2 separate regions of the Homo sapiens genome follow, and region 2 is linked to region 1. The links are chromatin loops, found by intact Hi-C in ENCODE. Cell type or tissue: Calu3. All regions are shown on one strand. Region 1 overlaps FGGY (FGGY carbohydrate kinase domain containing). Region 2 holds the start of LOC124904192 (a long non-coding RNA gene).

The links. Hi-C counts contacts between places; a loop is a spot of excess contacts. Peaks named below come from ENCODE experiments on the same cell type or tissue, not always from the same donor. Only the 100,000 strongest peaks of a DNase experiment are listed, where the experiment ranks them.
Region 2: it touches region 1 in a loop (3-fold over the local background); 3 of 110 quality-filtered maps call a loop at or near these places.

Annotation. Positions count from the first base shown.
Region 1 is chr1:59,553,512-59,561,511 of GRCh38, forward strand. FGGY (FGGY carbohydrate kinase domain containing) reads left to right here. Exons shown (of 16, transcript NM_018291.5): 8 at 613-716. Among named protein-coding and RNA genes, the nearest start is that of MIR4711, 180 kb to the right of the region's middle. In Calu3, no CTCF peak of the experiment used is centred here; a DNase peak (open chromatin) is centred at 3,640.
Region 2 is chr1:59,495,656-59,503,655 of GRCh38, forward strand. All of the region lies in intron 6 of FGGY (FGGY carbohydrate kinase domain containing), which reads left to right. LOC124904192 (a long non-coding RNA gene) reads right to left here and starts at 5,377. Exons shown (of 3, transcript XR_007066139.1): 1 at 5,298-5,377; 2 at 2,164-2,269. In Calu3, no CTCF peak of the experiment used is centred here; a DNase peak (open chromatin) is centred at 4,436.

The DNA.
Region 1 (8,000 bases):
AGGAACTCGCTCTCAGTCATTCTCTCCTTCACAATTGGAGTTCTGCGATAAGTAGTAGTAAGAATGGTGACCTAGGGATGCCAGAAAGATTCAGTCATCAGACCATCCTTTGCTTTTGCTTCTTTGGGACTGAGATGTGATGTGTTAAACCAGATTCCATTTGGCTCCGCTCCTTCTTAGCAGTGACCTTGGGCAAGTCAGTTAACCTCTGCAGACCTTAGTTTCTCCTCTGATGTCTAACATTAATAATATCTATGATAGTGTTAAAATGAGACCATGTATGCAAATATGTAGCATAGTGCCTGGTATTTAGTGAGCAGAAAATAACTGATAGCTGCTGCTTTTATTATGACAATCACAATTACTGCCATTATTATAACGTTGGGTGCCATACATTGACCAGAACAAAGCAAAATCTGAGCAGGCTTCCGAGGTTTCCTATGCAGGCAAGTATGCCCTTTGGGTTTCTCCTTGAGACTGCCCTACACACAGGACCCTTCCTCCATGTTGTTTGACTATTAAAAAGAAGATTTGTTAATGCTTGTTTTTAGCTTTCTCTCCCTCTTTTTTTATGTGTTAAAGAGGATTTGTTTTTGTTTTCCTTTCTCACAGGAGTGATTGGGGCAGATGTGAGAGGGCACGGCCTCATCTGTGAGGGGCAGCCAGTGACGTCACGGCTGGCTGTCATCTGTGGAACGTCTTCTTGTCACATGGGGGTGAGTCCACTGAGCACAAAGGCAAGGCCACCACACAGCAGGAGGTAGCCTGGAAGGAGACCCTGAGTGCTGGCTTCTTCACCCTTTCACTTCTTTCCTCTTTTCCCTGCCTGCCCCTTGTGCTTTGTCTAGCCAGAAGCCCAGCTCCCCACTCTACCTCCCTTGCTTAACATTTGCTGGATCTTTTTCCAGGGGCCAAATTCTTAGTAAGCATGAAAAGGATTGAGTGCTCCCTTTGACGTCACCCTGGCCAGAGAGCCCAGGCATGAATGGTGACATCTGATCCTAAGGTGACAAAGTCTAGCTCCCCCAGACTGATCTGTCCCTAATGGGTAGCGGGGTCTTCTCGGCAAAGAGTGTCTGTTTTCCTTGGCCAGGGAACTCTCTCTCAATCAATATAAATCCATCTCCCTGGGAGCGTCCTGATGATCTATAGAATTAGCCTGCGTATCATGACTTCAAAAGAACACTGATAAGCAATTTTCACTTTGTTAATTTTTCTCCATGAATTAGTGAAAAGGCTTTCTCCAAGATTGCAGTTAAAATTTAGTGCCTGCCCTAAAATTTATATCTTCTTTAAATGCATGAGTCTGAAAGCATTCCATTCCGATAAGTACCCATTTCTACCATATTTTTATTTAAAAGTCATTACTCTGTTAAACTTAAATCGACGACTCTTTGGAATTTTCCCAGATAAGTATAATAGAGGGCAGAGTGGGGGAGGAGCAGGGAGATGAGCAGAGATTAGAGCGGGACACAGCCCAGGGCAGAACCAAAGCAGCTATGGAGGAAATTAAGTGGGATGTGAGACTGTTTTGCAACTGTAGGGACCCCTGAGCCTTTTTACCATCAGATATTCTAGTTCAGTTGATATAAATACATGTACTTACTTATCAATCCCTGCTCTTGTGCTAAACTGTGGATATAAGAATGACATCGGCTCAGTGGGATGAGATGAAGTTATAACAGGTATTAGAATATAATGTGAGGCCCCCCAATGTAGATACAAATTGAACTCATGATACTAAGCATCTGTTATGTGCCAAGCAATATGCGAGGTATTCTTGCACATGGCATCCCATTTTCTATGGCTGAGGGAGCCAGCCCGAGTGGTTTCCAGTCCCACTTCCTCAGTTTACTAAGTGTGGGCCTTTGGGCAAGGTACTTAAACTCTCTGGGTCCCAGATTCCTCATCTACAATATGTAGAGAGTGACAGCACCTGTCAGAGTGCTGCAAGAATTAAATGAGGTGATACTAAGTGCTCCACATGCAGTAAGCACATCACAAGGGCTCACTCTTAATCACTAGGACTGTTGTTGTTACTGAGCAGAAAGCAAACAGTGGCTGACTCTGCCTGGGAGGGTGCAGGGTGATAGAATCTTCTTGAGGTGACATTTGTGCTGGACTTTAAGGAAATAGATTTCCTTCTGTTTGGGCTCTGGGCAGTCTTGAATGGAATTTTTCTAAGTTTAAAAATTGCAGCATATTTGGCCAGACACAGTGGCTCACGCCTGTAATCCCAGCACTTTGGGAGGCCGAGGTGGGTGGATCACCTGAGGTCAAGAGTTCAAGACCAGCCTGGCCAACATGGTGAAACCCCGTCTCTACTACAAATACAAAAAATTAGCCGGGCGTGGTGGCAGGCACCTGTAATTCCAGCTGCTTGGGAGGCTGAGGCAGGAGAATTGCTTGAACCCAGAAGGCAGAGGTTGCAGCAAGCCGAGATAGTGCCATTGCACTCCAGCCTGGGCAACAAGAGCGACACTCCATCTCAAAAATAATAATAATAATTTCAGCATATTTCTTCTGCTCAGCAGCCCTTTTGTAAGGCTCAGCTGTCCCTGAAGGGAGAGATCTGCAGAGGCCTGAGGCCTCTTTAAGCCAGAAGGCACCAGCCCAGGAGCCAGCCCTTCTTTCCCTTGATATGAGTCTACACTTGTTAGATTGTCTTCACTGAATACTGATTTAATCCTGTTTAAATTATCTCTTATTTTCACAGGGATACATCTAATCAGGCTTCTCCTGGGAGATCTGAATCTCAGGCATTTTTACCCCACTCAATTCAGATTTCTGAACAGAAGCAAATCTAAATGGATGCAAGTGTCTCTGTGATGGCCTGCTTCTTAGTCTTACTGTCTCTTAATGGAGATGAGGCTGGCTTTCCCTACCCATTTAATGTACACATTTGGGACCTAAAGCGTAGAAAAGTCCAGTAATTTTCCCAAAGTCACAAAGCTTTGAAGTTCTTGAGCTAAGAACTGAAATCTAACTCTGATTCCAAAGCTCATACTCCTCCTTGCCTCCCTGAATTGTGCATGAAGATGATGTACCCATAGAGGAATGGTGAGAACATGGGCTTTTACATTGTCCAGAGGCAAGCTTGAACATCTGCTCATGCATGTTTTGGCCCTCTGACCTGAGTGAGCTACTTAACTTCTCTAAGCTTCAGATTCTTCATCCATCAAATTGGGGATAATGATGCCAGTCTCACAGGGTTGTTGAGTAACATGCATTATGTAGGTTTGTACCTAGCACACAGCAGACACTCAAAAATGGTGGAGATTGTTATTAAACTTTCCTAGTGATGTAAACGGCTCACATGAAGCAACTGTTTGGGCTTTAACGAGTTTGATGGGCAGCTGCAGTTGGTTGCGATGAATGAGGGCCATAAAAGGCCAGTTTATGATGGCTGTGTTGTGCTGGAAATAAAGTCCCCACCCCCATCCTGCTTTGTACTTGGGAGTGGGAAGGGACCCTCTGGGCCAAGGGGATTAATCATCAGCTTTAATGTTATGTCATGAGGGTGAGACTGTGGTCATGCTGGCATGGGAAAGTGCCTTTGATCTCCTCAGGTGCTGGGAACCCAGCAACAATAACACCTTTGTGAGGTCTAGGAGAGGTGCAGGTCTGAGGAAACACTCCCAGGGAGACTCAAGGACCCCCTTTGTTGTGGTTCTGGCAAATAAAACCGCCACTGTGAGGAAAAATTAACCAAACAGAACACAGGGACCAAAGGGTGATGCGGGCTTTTCAAAAAGTGGTTTTCAGCATGATCTGAAGGATCCTCTTTCTTCCTGTCTGCTTACTTCTGATGTTTCCAATTTAGTAGATTGAGACAAAATTCCCAGGAACGTTTTGTGCTTGATCCAGGTTGCCTCTTTCTAGATCACCCAAAAAGAATAAATGAATGAACGAATGACCACATAAGTGAGTATTGGTAAATACTTAGAAGCTTCGTACCTCCAGGTTCCTGTTGCTTCCAGGAATCTGGAGAAAAAGCCTGAGGTTGAACATAAGACATGTTAATAAGGCCTTTGATATTTTAGAAGATACAAGCATGGGCTGCACATTTATCTTCCTTGTGGGTGATTTAATTAACAGGGGAAAAATGCCATTCTTTTTTTAACTCCATGAAAGCAGAGCTGCTTGTTCAGAGTTAATTACTACCAAGTCACCAAAACCCCAGATAATACACAGCAGGGGTTAGCCAGAGGTTGAAAAGTCATGGGGTAAGATGGAGCTGATCCTTGCCATTGTACTGACATCCTTTTCTTGAGCTGTCAGGTTGGGTTGTAACTTGGCAACTTGTCTTCCAGTTAGCATGTCAGATGGGGACAGGACCCTGGGGGGGTCGGGGTAGGGAGAAACACTGAGGAGGTAAGATTTGAGCAGAACAATACCTGAAGAGAGCTGGGAACTACATCTGCATCTTAAATCGCTCAGAACTGAAGTTTTTTCAGTCTTAATATTGAGATAGTGGTTCTCTATCATTGAAGGGATGTGGAGACTCAAAGACATAGGCTCATACGCTGCCCCCACCACTTACTGTGTGAATTTAGGCAGGATGCTTCATCTTTCAGTGCCTCAGTTTCTGCATCTGTTAAATGTGAGTGATAGTATTTACCCATAAAGTTTTGTTCAGGTTCAAATTAGGCCATCTTTGTAAATGACTTGGCACTGTACCTGGCACAAAATACCAAATATGATATTGTTATTAAAAATGAGTTGTTAATCACATGAACAATCCATGTGGTTATGGACTAGAATTAGAGACATCAGTATGAACTCATATTGGGGGAACCCACCCCCAATATTTCAACGTAGGTTCTTTCTATTTTCCGTAAGTGTCAGCCGGCTGAGAAATAAAGAGAAAGAGTACAACGAGAGGAATTTTACAGCTGGGCTGCTGGGGGTGACATCACATATCAGTAGGACCATGATGCCCACCTGAGCCTTAAATCCAGCAAGTTTTATTAAGGATTTCAAAAGGGGAGGGGGTGCAAGAACAGGGAGTAGGTCACAAGATCACATGCTTCAAAGGCAAAAAGGAGAACAGAGATCACATACTTCTGAGGAAACAGTACAAGGGCAAATTCAGAACTACTGATAAGTGTCTATGTTCAGCTGTGCATGTATTGTCTTGATAAACATCTTAAACAACAGAAAACAGGGTTCAAGAGCAGAGAACCGATCTGACCTCAAATTTACCAGGGTGGGTTTTTTCCCCACCCTAATAAGCCTAGGGTACTGCAGGAGACCAGGGCATATTTCAGTCCTTATCTCAACCTCATAAGACAGACACTCCCAGAGTGGCTTTTATAGACCTCCCCCCAGGAATGCATTCCTTCCCCAGGGTATTAATTATTAATATTCTTTGCTGGGAAAATAATTTAGCGATATCTTCCCTACCTGCACATCTGTTTTAGGCTGTCTGCAAGAAGAAAAATATGGCTCTTTTTGCCCGACCCCACAGGCAGTCAGACCTTATGGTTGTCTTCCTATGTTCCCTAAAATCACTGTTATTCTGTTCTTTTTCCAGGTGCACTGATTTCATATTGTTCAAACACACATCTTTTACAATCAATTTGTACAGTTAACACAATAGTGGTCCTGAGGTGAAGTACATTCTCAGCTTATGAAGATAACAGGGTTAAGAGATTAAAGTAAAGACAGGCATAAGAAATTATTAAAGTATTAATTTTGGGAACTGATAAATGTCCATATTAAAATGAAATCTTCACAATTTATGTTCAGAGATTGAAGTAAAGATTGGCGTAAGAAATTATAAAAGTATTATTTGGGAACTGATATATGTCCATATTAAAATGAAATCTTCACAATTTATGTTCCTCTGCTGCAGCTCCAGCCAGTCCCACTGTTTGAGGTCCCTGACTTCCTGAAACAAACTCATATTTAGTTTAACATAGATGCAGATGGATGCATATAGAAATAGTTATGGATATATATACATATACAGGTTAGTAAACACATATTTATTTCCTGGCTCTGTTAGCTGAGATGGTCTAGAAATAAGGATACCTCAAGAGCTAGTTTTTACAAGCACATAGTGTCCAGATCATGGTATCTAATACCATTATCCAATACAAAGAACCAGGACTCCTTGGAGAAATAGTTGATTTTAGGATTGGAATAGGAAATATACAAGATGAGCTTGGAGCATTTGCAGTGCCAGAAAGTTAGGAAGTTCTCAACAAAAAAGATGAGAATATGTCACAGGGAGCCAACTGTGGGAGCTCCCACTAGCCAAAACTGGAACAATTTAAGCAGTAAAATGAAGTATTATGAATTATAACTCAAAGTATAACATAAATATCCATAAGACCATACTGACATAAATTATTTTGAATAAATAAATCAATGAAAAGAAGAGAGACATCTCCCATGCAGAAAGATTCCAAATAATTTATATAAATGTTCCACCATCAAGGAGGTGGAGCATAACTTTCCACTCCTTAAGTGTGGGCTGCACATAGCGATTTCCTTCCACAAAATATGGTATGGAAAACGGGGGAAGAGTAATTTTACATTGGAGAAATATGAGAAACAGCATCCACGTGACAAGGTCAACATCAACAATGATAAGTCATGTTGATAGTACGTACCCTTGATATGATGTAATGAAAATGACACTTTGTCTCTGTTGTGTTCATCCCCCAATCCTATAAGCCCAGTCTAATTACCAGGAAAACACCAAACAGATCTTAGTTAAGGGACATCCTATAAAATACTTGACCAGTATTTCTCAAAGCTGTCATCCAGGTCATCAAAAAACAGGGAAAGTCAGAGAAACTATCACAGCCAAGAGGAACCTAAAGAGCCATGATAACTAAATGTAATATGGTATCCTGGATGGGATCCTGGAGCAGAGAAAGAACATTAGGTAAAATCTAAGGAAATCTGAATAAAGTATGGTCTTCAGTTCATGATAATATATCAGTGTCATTCACTGTGACATATATACTTGACAAGATAGTAATGATAGGGGAAATGTAACTGGATGTGAGGTATATATGATCTTTACAACCATCTTATATTGTAAAACTATTCTAAAATTTAAAATTTATTTTTAAAATATTCATTAACTATTCACTCATAAAGAAAACTTTTTTTTTTAATTTACCTGGCTAAGTGCTAAAAGTCTTCATAAGATAAAATGTCATGCCTGCCTTCAAAGAGCTCAGGCACATTGAGAAAGACAGACAGAAAAAGGAGATACTACAATACAAAATGGTAACTACTATAGTTAATGCATGGCTGGAGTGTGGTGGAAGTAGGAAGAAGGGGCTGTCCCAAGTCTTGGGTAGATGAGGAGGTTTTCCTATAGGAAGAGATATTTGCAGGATCATGGCTTCCCCGCCCCCACTGAGACACTGTTCCTGCCAGCCCAATTTCTGTAGTAGGCCCTTTCCTCAGTCTTCTCCACTTTGTTTTTCTTTGCTGTGTCCACAAAGCCTCACAGCTGACTTCCCCTGAGGCCTGAGCAGGATGTGGGTGTGTATGAGCCCTTTGGGAGGGCACCACAGGGAGACAGCACAGTCATGTATTATGAACTGATGGTCTTCTGTTACTAGCTGAGAAGAGTGGGCAAGTGGGACCAGTTTCTCTGTCATGGTCTCTTTAACAAGTGACATTGGCAGAAGTTACCAGAGGGGTGGAGTGGGATGGGATTCCACACGGTACAGTAGACCACTGTTACACCTAACAATGAAAGTGCTGAGGTGCTGCTCAGAAGGTGCCTCGCTTCCTCTTTGTTTACCAGGACCTGTTGTCGTCAGCCCTCTAGGAACCAGCATTCTCAGGACACTCTCTGTGTCAAGACTAGCTCTCAGACTGCATGTTTTGAAAACAAAGTATATGCTAGGCATTGATTCGGCGAGGAGAGGGTTGATGTGGTTCAGTGGACAATGAGAGACAGACTGTGCACTCAAGAAGCTCAAGGTAGCTTGTTTTTCAAGACATTTGAGAAACATAGAAACATTATG
Region 2 (8,000 bases), 58 kb before region 1:
ATATGTGGTATAAGGAAGGGGTCCAGTTTCAATCTTCTGCATATGGCTAGTTATCCCAGCACCATTTATTGAATTGGGGGGAGGGGTCTTTCCTTATTGCTTGTTTGTGTCAACTTTGTTGAAGATCAGATTGTTGTAGGTGTGTGGCTTTATTTCTGTGCTCTCTATTCTTTTCCATGGATCTATGTGTCTGTTATTGTACTAGTGTCATACTGTTTTAGTTACTGTAGCCTTGGAATATAGTTTGAAGTCAGGTAATGTGGTGCCTCCAGCTTTGTTCTTTGTGCTTAGGATTGCTTTGTCTATTCGGGCTCTTTTTTGGTTCCATATGAATTTTAGAATAGTTTTTTCTAGTTCTGTGAAAAATGTCATTGGCAGTTTGATGGGAATAGCATTGAATCTGTAAATTACTTTGGGCAGTATGGCCATTTTAATAATATTGATTCCTCCTTTCCATGAGCATGGAATGTTTTTCCATTTATTTGTGTCATCTCTGATTTCTTTCAGCAGTGTTTTGTAATTCTCGTTGTAGAGATCTTTCACCTCTCTGGTTAGCTGTATTCCTAGATATTTTTATTTTTTGTGTCACTATTCAAAATAGCAAAGACATGAAATCAACCTAGATGCCCATCAACAGTGGACCGGATAAAGAAAATATGGCACATGTATACCCTGGAATACTACACAGCCATTAAAAAGAATAAGATTTTGTCCTCTGCAGCAACATGAATGGAGCTGGAGGCCATTATCCTAAGCAAACTAATGCAGGAACAGAAAACCACATACTGCATATTCTCACTGGTAAGTGGGAGCTAAACACCAAGTACATATGAACACAAAGGAGAGAACAGTAGACACTGGGGCCTACTTAAGGGTAGAGGTTGGGAAGAGGGTGAGGATCGAAAAACTACCTGTAGAGTGCTATGCTTATCAGCTGGGTGATGAAATAATCTGCACACCAAACTAATGTGACACGCAGTTTACCTGTGTAACAAGCCTGCACATGTACCCCTGAGCCTAAAATAAAAGTTAAAAAAAAATAAAATAGATGAACAAATAAATAAATAAAATGTGGTTACTAGATTGATTAAAAAAATGTCTACAATCAAATCAGGTTGGGGATTCATATGTGATATTTCCTTAGAGATTCTCAGTGCACACCAGCATATTAAAGTCCCAATTGTTACATCACAGAAACCTGTGTACTTTGTTCAACTTTACATTTCCTAAATTTATTTGCACAAATAGCTTCTTTCAAATAATACCTTTTAACATCTTTTTAAACTCCTCTGGGAAACACTGATTTAAGGCAACATGACAATTATATGTTAGGTGTTATGGCAATAATGAGGGGGGCCTAACTACCACAACTCTGGGTGTGAAACAGGTAAGCATTCAGGATTGCCTTCCTGGAGTAGGTGACCCCTGAATTGCTTCCAGAAGGAGTAGAGAGGTTAGCCTTGTGAAGAATAGAGAAGGGTATTTCATAGAGAAAGAACTGCCAAAACACAGATATGTAGACCCAAACATCCCACATCATCATCCTTGGAAAATAGATTTACAAATTTCCAGCAGGAAGAGGAAAAAAAGTGCTTGAAGTGTGCTGGTTTCTCACCTTAGTGGAAATAATTGCTTAAAAAAACAGCCAGAGGCTGGACACGGTGGCTCATGCCTATAATCCCAGCACTTTGCGAGGCCGAGGCAGCAGATCAGCTGAGGTCAGGAGTTTGAGACCAGCCTGGCCAACATGGCAAAACCCCATCTCTACTAAAAAATACAAAAATTAGCCAGGCGTGGTGGCAGGCACCTGTAATCCTAGCTACTCAGGAGGCTGAGGCAGGAGAATAGTTTGAAGCCAGGAGGCAGAGGTTGCAGTAAGCCGAGATCATGCCACTACACTCCAGCCTGGGCGACAGAGCCAGACTCCGTCTCAAACAAACAAAGAAACAAAAAAAACCAGAGTAGAATGCAATTCTCCTCATCTGGATTTCAGCAAGAATTGCCCATTTCTGTTCAGCCGTAGGCCTCCATCCTCTGTTGCCAGTCTGTTCTTCTGACTCTCACCTGTCTCCTTTCTGCACACAGAAGGCCAGAGAGAATGAACAATTCTTCCCCATGTCAGTTGGCTCACCCTTCCTGGAAGTGTGGATTTCCTGTTAGTACCTGCAACTCTGTCGGCGCTGCTATTTCTGTCTTCGCGTTGTTTCAGAATACTCTCACACTGCTGCCCCATTTTTCCGTACGCAGTCTTCCAGGCCCTTTTTTGCACCTGATTTTTGCCAGGCAGCATAATTAGAGGATGTTACATTTCCCTGAAAGAGCATATTCTCATGGACAACAGGACACAAGGGAGTAAGAAAGCTTCAAAGATGCTGGAGGGTCTCCCTCCTGTACCCCAACCTGTGCCACTTGGTATAACAGGATTCTACATGAGTTAGCTTTTCTTTATTGTTATTAGGAGATTAATAAAAATTGACCTCATTTATTTAGTGCTTACTATGTACCAGACACTGTACCAAGAATTTATTATCATTCAACTTTCACAACCCTAAAATATGTGTATTTTACAAATGAGGAGAAGTAGGCTGGCGAGTAGCTTGCCCAAAGTCATTCAACTCAGAAGAGAGGCCATCGTTTAATCTTAGATTGTACTTGTAAAATTCACACATCCAATACATAATGCCTTTAAATGTTCTCATTGTTAACATTTATTTTCTTTGGATTCTGTGCCTATTTCTGCTTATGTCTCCGGATTACCTGGGAGCTTTTAAAAATAAGAATCCTAGGGTTCCACTTTATAACATTGACCAGAAGTCAAGAATGGGGCCCAGGAATTGCTATTTTCAGAAGCTCCCTAGGTGACTCTAATGCAGGGCTCTTCATACCTTGGTGTGCGTCAAAATCACCTGGTGAGGGAGGATGGCTGGGCTCCACACCACAGTTTCTGCTTCAGTAGGTCTAGGGTGGGGACTGAGAATGCACACTTCTAACAAGTTCCCAAATGCTGTTCATGCTGCCATCCTAGCACTTGAGCATTTTTCCCAATATGTGTATGATCCCCCTCCCCCACCAACTGGGTGACGTAGATAGAACTTTAAGTGTCATTAAGTTATGTCATGTTTTGAATCTTTCTCTGCTCGATTTCCACGTCAACATGAGTGAGGGCTTCAGGGATTTTACTCCATCATTTTGGCTAAATGCCAACTTGGCAAATTCCACTCCTCCCCCGGAGGGACTGCAAATGCCAGTGTCCTCCTTCATTCAGGAGTGAGGTCATTGTCTGTGTGGTTAAAAGTGGACACTTTCTGCTGCTTCTGCTTTTGCACTGTAGTAGAAGTTTCAAGGAGCTCTATTTTACAGTTCCAAATTACCATCCCTCCCCTCTTTAATGCTTCCAAGATGGATAGTCTCTCACCATAGGTTAATGTTTAGATTTTGATCTCTATTTCTCAGCCCCCCAAATCTGGATGATCCTCTGGTGCCAGAGCTGTTGCATGTATCACCCCTGGACACTTTCTTCTCTGCTTGAACCAGAGAATAATTATATATAGTAGTTCCCCCTTGTCCATGGAAAATACCTTCCAAGACCCCCAGTGGATGCCTAAAAACATGGGTAGTACTGAACCCTATGTATACTATGTTTGTTTTTTTTTTTTTTTTGATCTGGTAACTGAGAGGATTACTAAGCGGACGACAGGGAGGTAGTGCCTACAGCATGGATTTGCTGGACAAAGGGATGATTCACATCCCAGGTGGGACCAAGCTAGATAACGTGAGAATTCATCACACTATTCAGAATGGTGTGCAATTTAAAACTTATGAATTGTTTATTTCTGGAATTTTCCATTTAATATTTTTGTACTAGAGTTGACCATGAGAAATTGAAACCATGGAAAGCGAAACTGCAGATAAGGGGAGACTGCTGTGCTAGAGTGCTATAGAGGATTTCATTTGGAAAAAAAAAGTTTTGGTCCTGGAAAAAAAGTTTAAGAACATAGTCGTATTCCATTTCTTCATATGTTTGAGATATTTCTGGCTTTGGTGAAACATAGGCTAGGAAAAGAACCTAACATCTTATTAGTGTAACTGAACAACAGTAACAGCAGACTTAGCCTTTCTTCCTTATGTGCAACATTACCTGTGACCTGACTCTTGAAACATAGCTGCTATTAAAGTACAAGTGAGTCATGCATAGCAGCTTCTCCTTGCCCAGTTAATTTCTCTGTAAAATCTTTACTCTCTTTTATTCATGTATATATATGTATGTGTGTGTGTGTAAATATATACATATATATGTTTGTATTTCCCTTTAAGGATTTCAAACACAAAGACCCTAGTCATTTGATTGTCTCTGTACTGTCGAATTTTGCCTACAACCCTGACTGTAGAGACACATTGTTACCTGTTTTCCATATTCTGTCTAGTAAATGCTTGGTTGTCAGGACAACGGCATAGAAGGTGGAAGCTCATTGATAACCACGTGAATTCTTTAAACAAATATGATCAGAGCAAATTCCAGGGTATGCTTGAAAGTAGATTTAAGGAAGAGCAAAGGTTTCAGACATATCCTTCCTTTTATAAACTTGATATTCATCTTTAAGGATCAGCAACAGTTGGAGTTACTCATAATTTTATTTAAAATCCTGAATAAAGATATCACCTTAGTTTTATGGTACGTTTGTCATTCCAGCTTGTTAGGCATGAGTGTGTTGTTACTGACAGAGCCCCTGGAGGACAGGCAGACACTGTGGTTCTCCATGGTCTCTCAGTACCAGGCACAGAGCAAGCACCCAATACATATTATAGGAATAAATGATCTCAAATCTTCACAGTGCCTCTTATAGATGGCTTTTATGATATATATCTGCAGAGAAACTGAATTCAGGGATTTTAAGTGCCTTTTTTGCAAGGCCCTTAAAGTTTGGGAAAGTAGGTGCATGGAATTAGAACTCAGATTATCCTGACTTCTAAGATCACACTCTTCATTGTAGCACACTGCCTTCTTGCCAAAAAAAAAAAAAAAAAAAAAAAGGAAGAAACATGTAAAAAGACAGACCATTTCTAAGATGAAATGTGTGCTTTTCAAAACAATAGCAGAAAACCTTCTTCAAAGGTAAAATAGTTGGAAATAGAAGAAGAAATAATATGTAATTTAGCGTTCGTTGAGGATAAGCAATTAATCCTGCCCTCCAGGGGTGAATTTATGTCTAGCCTATTTGCACATGAAAGTACAAGTTGGGCTTCATTTCTATGCAAGTAAGACATCTGGTTGGGAAGTGAAAAATTTTGTCAGTTACCTGAATCATGTTTGGTCTACATGATAGAAAAGCCCCTGATGTCTTCAGATCACCAGAAGACATTTGGCATTGTATAGTTAACACCAGATCCACTGACTGAGTGGTTCACCTGAGAGTTGCTGCTTGACATCCTGTAGATTCACCCATTGTTAGGAGGCTGTTACCATTTTGTAAGTCAGCAGTTTGCAAACAGTAGTCCAGACGAGAAACCAACGCTGGCCCTTGACAAAGTGTTCACTGGTGTGTGATGCAATAAATACATGAGGTCATAAAAGGAAGTGTATTTACCTTAAAAAAGAACATCCTTTATTTTGAGATCCTCTGCTTCCTATGTTTTTAGTGATACAATTTTGTGTCAAATAAATCCTCATTGTAAGATTTGGTTTTAATTAGTAAATGAGACAGGATAAAAAATTGAGAAACCTATATAAATCCCTAGTTTTCTTTATGTGATCTTTGTATTTGATTGTGAAAAAAAAAAGCAAAATTGTAGAAACCACTGCTTTAAACCTTGTAATATTTTTAGCACAATGACACCTAAAGTATTTTCATGTATTTCCCAAGTTTTCCTTTTCCTAGAAGTGGGGTAACTCTCCATGGTAGAACTGTTTGCATGGGTCTTGAAAGCATTGGACATCTTAACAGTCAAGTATTTTGCTGACAAAATAATGAATTTTCCTTTTGAAACAAGCGTTTTGTTCTTAAAATAACTCTAAAGAGAACACCTTCTGCACTTTTAAAGCATTTCCCTCTGAAGGCATGCCGTGGAGACATGACCATAGGGAGAAACTTTTTGTGCTAGAAAACTGAATTCCACCACTGTGAATTTTTTAACAGCTTTCACAGGTTCTGCAGTTTGCTCTCATGACCCCAAAAGCATATATCTCCACATGCTGTAACATCAAGGATCTCTCCTCAAGCTTTGTAAGCTCGGCCAGAATGAGCTGAGTACCCTCTGTGTGTCAGGCGATGTCCAATACACTGGGAATAGGGAGTCATAATAACCATAATTTTATCTGACTTTTGTCTAGCATTTGTCATGTGGCAGACAACATGCTAAAACACTTATTTGCATTATCTTGCTTGATTCTTATAACCACTCTGGGAGAAAAATAACATTATTATAGCCTTTTTACAGGTGAGGAAACCGTTGCAGGGAAGTTAAATCACTTGCCCAAGGTCACAAGCCCTGTGAGTGATAAAGCCACCACCATCCAAGCCTGTCCACCCCCTAACCTGAACTCCCAAGTGCTATGCTAAACCACCTGCCTCTTATGGATATATTATCTACAAAAAGAGCTCTGCCCTCAAGGCGATTATAATCTAAATTAGAAGAGGGAAGCACAAGGGAAAAAGCCATTATGTAGAGCAGAATGATGTAATTCCAAAAAACATGCTGTTGGATTGTAGAGGAAAGAGTGATTAATTATGATCTACCCAGGGAAGGCTTTTTGCATGTGGCCTTAGGCTAGGTGAGAACAAAATAGGGCACCAGCAATTATCTAGAGAATTGGGTCACTGTGGGTGCCAAAGTGGATGATGATTTCAAGCTAAAAAGACTATGCTCTGAATAGTTCAGAATTGGCCGCCCACACTCCTGGAATCTGTTGAATTTTTGCCAACTCCCTTGTTCTCTTTGTGACTTATTGCCCTGGCTTAGATGAGCTTCCTACTCCAGGTGGGGGAAGATGCAGGATGGTGCTGCCATAGCAGGGAGTGCTGACAACGTGGAAGAAGCCTTCCTTGAGTCAGGAGCTCTGGATTCAATCTAGACTCTGCTCCCACAACTGGTTGACTCCAGGGAAGCCACCTCCTTCTCTGGGTTCAGTTTTCTCTACTGTAAAATGTATACACTGAAGTTGATGGTCTGTATGGGCCATTCAAAATCCCGTGTCTCTGTTTTTGGAACAGAGAAGGAATCAGAGGAGAGGACTGGAAGAAGCTAAAAGATTCAGCATGTTCGGATTTCATGACTCTTGTGGTTTTGTTCCTAGACAGGACCTACCAGGGGAGCCTCCTGCAAATGAGGTGGTCTTCCTTTTCTACTCATCACATTCTATGCCTGCCCTCTCTAACCTACATGGTATAGTAGGAAGACGCCATACCATGGAGTCAGAGAATCTTGGGCTAAAATCCTGACCATGTCCCATTACATAGTGACTTTGAACAAATTATGTAATCTTTCTGTGCTTGTATTTCTACAACTGTAGAATAATAGGTTGCAATATCATAGACTCTTCATGTAGAGAATCTAATTCTATTACTATAAAATCTAATTCTAATACCATTGGTTTGGTGTTAGCAATGAAGGTGATAGCAACTGAAAAGTAAGAAGAGCAGTGACTAAAAGCTCATAGGTTTTGATAAATGGGCACTATTACTATTATAATATTTATTGTGTTAAAATACAAATTATGTACAGCACTCCTCTGAACACTGACCTACAATAGTTACCAGTTGCTTGTTGGACTTCTTGAACCAGACTTGACCAGGCAAAGAGAATTTGAGAACCTCTATTTCACTAAAAAGGTGGTATCTACAATATCTTGCCACTGTAGCATCTGCTATGTGTAATGAGATGCTTGGGCCTGCTGGTGGTCACCTATTTTCTAGGTATACGCATTGGCTTTTGTGGTGTCGCCATATATATATATATATATATATATAAAATATGTATTATATATATAATATATATACATGATA